Linked DNA regions of Homo sapiens: region 1 is linked to region 2. Evidence: chromatin loops called from intact Hi-C (ENCODE). Cell type or tissue: A673. All regions are shown on one strand. Links, peaks and the distances in the headings refer to the core of each region. The heading gives the core; the rest is flanking DNA. Region 1 overlaps ANO3 (anoctamin 3). Region 2 has its middle 13 kb from the start of LGR4.

Region 1 (2,816 bases), core at 89-2,588, 840 kb after region 2:
TTACTATAGATCATGAAAAAACTCACAATTGTTAATATCACCATTTATTTTTATCAGAAAAAAAATTGGGAAGCTTTTAGGCTCAAAGTGGTAAACAAAAGTTATCCAAAATTCTTAACTTTCACTTCAGTGCTTGAACTTTTTCAATGGCAATAAATATAGCAATTATTTTCTTTAAAATGACAAGCTAGTAGTGAGCATTCTGTAAAAGACTGCTAAGTATCCAAGTCTGAATAATCATAGTTTGTCTGGCAATCATTATTTCATGTTGGAAAAAAGTTTGCTCAGTTTGTAACTCCAACGATCACATGAGTATTTTTTTTCTTTGAGACGACCATTACGCTTTGGCATTCAGCAGAAAGTGGTTTATGCACACTTCCTATTTTGTCACATAGAATATTTAAAAGGCATCTATTCAATAGTGGAGATTTTATTAAATCAATAATTATTGCTGCTTCACTGAGGACACACTGAACTTCTTACTGAAATTTTTTATGTTGGCCAAATTATGGTGAGGAATACAATCACTAGCAATACTGTTTGGTGCCACTGCCTTTAGTTATGCAAAACTACCAGAAACTTTATTCACCAATATTTTTGGATCACTAGGGAAAATGTCAATATATGAAAAGGGCAAATGATATCTTAATTTCAGTATAAAAATCGCATCGACTTCATGGACCCCTGAAGGAGATCTGCAGACCACATGTTAAGAAGGACTGCCCTCGGAACCTAGATTCAAACACGCATCTATCTGATTCTAAACCTTGAATTCTTAATTACAGAGCTATGCTGGCTTCACTCCATTCGTTGTCCATACTAGAACAAATAATTTATCATTTCACCTACTCTTTTGCCAATATCCTCCCCTCCCACTGTCATCTTCTTCCGCCACCTTGCTCCGAAAATTTCCAATCTGAATGAATCTATGCCAATTTAGCTGCTAAGCATACATGGAAAATAAACAGGGTGCTCCTCTGAATGTGTGGTGTCACTGTAACATAAGCCCTCCACATCTTTGCTTGAAATTAGTCTATATTCCTAACCGATGAATATGGAGATGTCGGGCGCTATCTACACGAAAGGCAGGCGCTATCTACATAAACGCAGAGTGCTAGATACCCAGTCAATCTCATTTTCACCTGCCACTAGGTGGCAGTGAAGACACTGGCAAATAATGCTATGGAAGAGGGCTCCCTAACAAGCCTGTATATTTTAAATCCTTAACATCTGCTTCTAGATTATTTTGAACTAAGAAAAAACAGGGTTTTTAAAACTACTAATACGAAATCCCTCTTACACTTAAATTGTGCTTTAGAGTTCATAAGATCTTATTTCAGACACCACTTCTTAATCATAAGGGCTATGAATATATATTTTTTTTTTGAGACGAAATTTTGCCCTGTCGTCCAGGCTGGAGTGCAATGGCGCGGTCTTGGCTCACTGCAACCTCCGCCTCTCGGGTTCAAACGATTCTCCTACCTCAGCCACCCGAGTAGCTGGGATTACAGGCGCCCGCCACCACGCCCAGCTAATTTTTGTATTTTTAGTAGTGAGGGGGTTTCACCATGTTGGCCAGCCTGGTCTGGAATTCCTGACCTTGCGATCTGCCCACCTAGGCCTCCCAAAGTGCTGGGATTACAGGCGTGAGCCACCGCGCCCGGCCGAACATTTCTTATTATGAACCAACTAGGTCCAGATTAATGACATGCCTTTTACTAAAAAGCAGAATACAGGATAAGCATGTCTAAGTTTAAAACTACAGAAGTTTAATATTTACTCATTCTATATTGTTAAGGGCAGAAATAATTAAGAACAGATTATCAAAAAAGTCAGATTCTACTGTTATATACCTTTAAAATGTGTACATGAATAGAATACATCTGAAAAGATGGGTTCAAAATATTAGTAATATGTATTTCTGGAATGGAATTATAGTCTCGTTTTGTTTTTGCTAGGGTTTTTATGGCCTTTTATTCTTCTGTATTTTCAATTATCTCTAAAATAAAGTAGACAATTTATTATAAAATTTTAAAAAAAGGCAAAGTTACAACTCGAACCTAAAATGTCCGGCTTCAAGTTAAAATCCTTTGACAAGACCCCACGATATGCAATACATAAAGGAAATATCCATCCCTTTATCACCTATCTGAAACAACTGAGACATTTATATCCAGAAAGGTATTTCATTGATCTGAGAAAACGTCAGTTCCTCAGCAGAGTTAACAGTGCATTTCCTCCTATTCCAGGGCTCATCCTGTTGTGGCACATGCCCTGCATCCGGATCAGCTGCACACCCAAAGCTACTCCTGAAGGAAGCAGGAGAAGCAGCTTCTCCTGTCGCTTCTTCCACACCTAAGGCTGATCTCCAGCTACAGCTCTGTTTCATGTGCCTCCAACTCCTCTCCGTTCCTCAAATCCAATGCCCTCTTACATTTTTCCCCCAATACCTTATTTAAGTAAGGAAAGAGCTGAGAAAACCTGTATCACCTAAAGCAGTGGTTCTAAACTGGGTCATTTTGTCCCCCAGAGGACATCTGGCAATGCCCAGAGATAATTATGGTTGCCACAACTTGGGGAATAGTGAGGTTACTATTGGTATCTACCGGGTGGTGACCAAGGGTGCTGCTAAACATCCTGCAATGTACAAGACAGCCCTCTGCCCTCCATGAAAAGACAGAATTACCTGATCTAAAACGTCAATAGTGCAGAGGCTGAGAAACTATGTTGCAAAGAGTGGACTTAAATTTTAAAAGAAAATACATGGGAGACAGGATTTTTTGCGTCCTTAAAACCCCTAGTTGTAAATTCCTTTT
Region 2 (2,816 bases), core at 201-2,700:
ACCTCAGGTGATCCGCCTGCCTTGGCCTCCCAAAGTGCTGGGATTACAGGCATGAGCCACTGCACCTAACCAGCACTCATTATCTTGAAAGCACCTGCTGTGTGCTGGTGAGCCCTTTCCACCAGTTATCCTTAACACATCCATTGGCTGCCCAGCCCAGTTAGAATAGAAACCCAAGCCCCTCTCTATGACCCACCAAGCCCTGCATAATCCAGCTTCTGCTTCCCTCCCCAGCCTTCACTCATACACTTTTTCCCTCTCTGTCTCCAAGTGTCTCCAACAGGACAGGCCTTCACACTTGCGGTTCTCTCTACCTGGAACCTCCTTTGCCCTCTATTGCTATATATTTGTCAATTTTGGCTACTCCCTCCTCAAGATTATAAACTTGTTGAGGGCAGGCAGGCCCCTGTTTAGTTTTCTGTTGTGTATTTAGAGCGGAGAACAGCACCTACCACATAGTAAACAATATTTGTTCACAGAAGAAACAATTTGAAAGAAGACTGTGGTGTTATTTTTGATAGGACAGGAAAGGACATCTGAGATGACATTTAAAGAGACCTGAATGGCGTGAACTGAAGAAGCCACTCTCGGACTATCTGGGAAATCGGGGTTTTTGACAGGGACCAATAAAGAGTATCTCCCTTCCCCACTTGGGTTCTAGGTACAGTAGGAAATAAATGAGTGGCAGATGAGGGCCAGAATATGAGCTTTATTATTTATTAATTTATACTGACCACAAATGTTTGTCGGATGTCCACTATTTGCCAGCCACAGTTAGGGGCTGGGAATTCTGTGGAGAACAAAACAAAGCTCTTGCTCTCACAGAGCTGACACTCTGCTCAAGGCTGGGCAGGGGCATGTACCTGAGGCCTGAGAAGAAAATGGGCATTCTGAAAACTGGCCAGAGAAAACTTCTCAGAGAAGCCTGTGGCTGGGGGGCTCAGTCTGGCCAATTTTCAGGCATGGAATGGGCATGGTCGGGACTGAACTCTGATGGTGCCCATCCCGCAGGGGCAGAGGTTGCCCCCTCTCTAGGAGTGGCTAGGATAAGGGCCTGTTGCCTCTCAGATTACCAGTCAGATGCCACTCCACTCCCATGGAGTCAATTTTACCAAGGGTGGAAGCGGGTAGGAGTGATCACTCACATGATAAAAGCTAGAAAGGATGGTATCCCTGCATCCAGGCAAACACATGAACCTATCCATAATTATAAAATAGAATGGCTGCAAACAAAATTAAACCTTTGTTGCAAATATTGGCAGTATTGGAATTTATAATATGATATTTTTCTTTTAAAGCTAAGGAGGGAAGGACTTAATCACACAGACACACACACATACACACACACACACACTTTTCCCCCCATTGCCTTCTGTAAATACAAATAACTCCTCACAAATTTATTATGCTATATGCATAATCCTTTTCTCCTACCTTTTCACATTTGACCACAAGGTGACGCCAAAGTGCTATTGTTTCTATTTTAGAATTTTCTAGCAGTTCTTGCTAACTGAAGCTCAGACCAAAGATTTAAAATGTACTCCATCTTTTCTTTTTAATTCAAAATTTAAATTGAAATGTATTTTATAAAATTCAAAGCTTTGTAAATGTGGAGAAACAACTCCTCCCAAATAAACCCTAAATAAAACAAACATGTAAAATACCAAACTACATGAATAGTCATCTACCACTTAGTATAAAGGTTTGGGAAGGTGGTGGGGTGGTGTATTTAATACTGCTTTTTCGGTCCTTCTACTAAATATAAACAACTTTAGATGACTGGAAATTATCTTTGGCTTTGCTTCTCTTACGTGTCTTCACCCCTCACAGGATGTTTGAGAAAAGTAATTTCATAGGGGATGTGGCAGCTTCTTTTAAATAAACTGGAGACCATCGGAATCATTGCGATTAACTTGTTGTGTGTGACAATAAACTTGTCAAAAATGTTCTTTTCCGTGAAAATTTAAAATAAAAATTAAACCGAGTACAGAGTAGAAAGAGCAGTTGACCTAGATATTAGCTCCAGTTCTGTCTATAACTAGGTATGTTGTGGCCTTGGGTAATTTGGTTATCCTCTGTGGGTCTGATTTCACACTATTAAATGAGAGGATTTAGCACATATCCCCAAAGTTTCTTCTATTTCTGAGGATTTTTTTTTTTTTTTTGGAAACAGTGTCTTTTTTTGTCGTCCAGGCTGGAGTGCAATGGTGTCATCATGGCTCACTGTAACCTCAACCTCCCGGGCTCACGTGACCTCCCACCTCAGCCTCCTGAGTAGCTGGGACTATAGGTGCAGGCCACCACACCCTGCTAATTATCATTTTATATATATATATGCATATGTATACATATATAGAGAGACATTTAATGGGAAATTATAATTGTTTCATATTGTTTCCTGAAAATGCTGATACAGTGTAGGTCAAAGAAAACACCAAAAGTATAATAGAAGAGGCAGTATACGTATATTATTTAGTATATCCTAAACCTTTAGAAACTTTTTTGGAGACAAGAGTCTCCGTCACCCAGGCTGGAGTGCAGTGGCATGATCTCAGCTCACTGTAACCTCTGCCTCCTGGGTTCAAGTGATTCTGGTGCCTGAGCTTCCCAAATAGCTGAGATTACAGGCATGCACCACCATACCCAGCTATTTTTTGTATTTTTAGTAGTGACAGGGTTTCGCTGTGTTGGCCAGGCTGGTCTCAAACTCCTGGCCTCAAGTAATCCACCTGCCTCGGCTGCCCAAAGTGCTGGGATTACAGGCCTGAGTCACCATGCCCAGCCTAAAAACATTTTTTTTAAATATTAACTGTAAT

Evidence for each region. Peaks named below come from ENCODE experiments on the same cell type or tissue, not always from the same donor. Only the 100,000 strongest peaks of a DNase experiment are listed, where the experiment ranks them.
Region 1: a loop joins it to region 2, with 1.9 times the contacts of the local background. A loop is called at or near these places in 2 of 110 quality-filtered maps.

What each region holds. Positions count from the first base shown.
Region 1 is chr11:26,648,307-26,651,122 of GRCh38, reverse strand. The region is part of intron 24 of ANO3 (anoctamin 3); the gene reads right to left. Among named protein-coding and RNA genes, the nearest start is that of SLC5A12, 72 kb to the left of the region's middle. In A673, for the core only: CTCF peaks have their summits at 940 and 1,143 (motif pointing right); a DNase peak (open chromatin) is centred at 1,152; H3K27me3 peaks cover 1,525 bases.
Region 2 is chr11:27,484,742-27,487,557 of GRCh38, reverse strand. No RefSeq gene overlaps it. Among named protein-coding and RNA genes, the nearest start is that of LGR4, 13 kb to the right of the region's middle. In A673, for the core only: a CTCF peak has its summit at 1,452 (motif pointing right); a DNase peak (open chromatin) is centred at 1,457.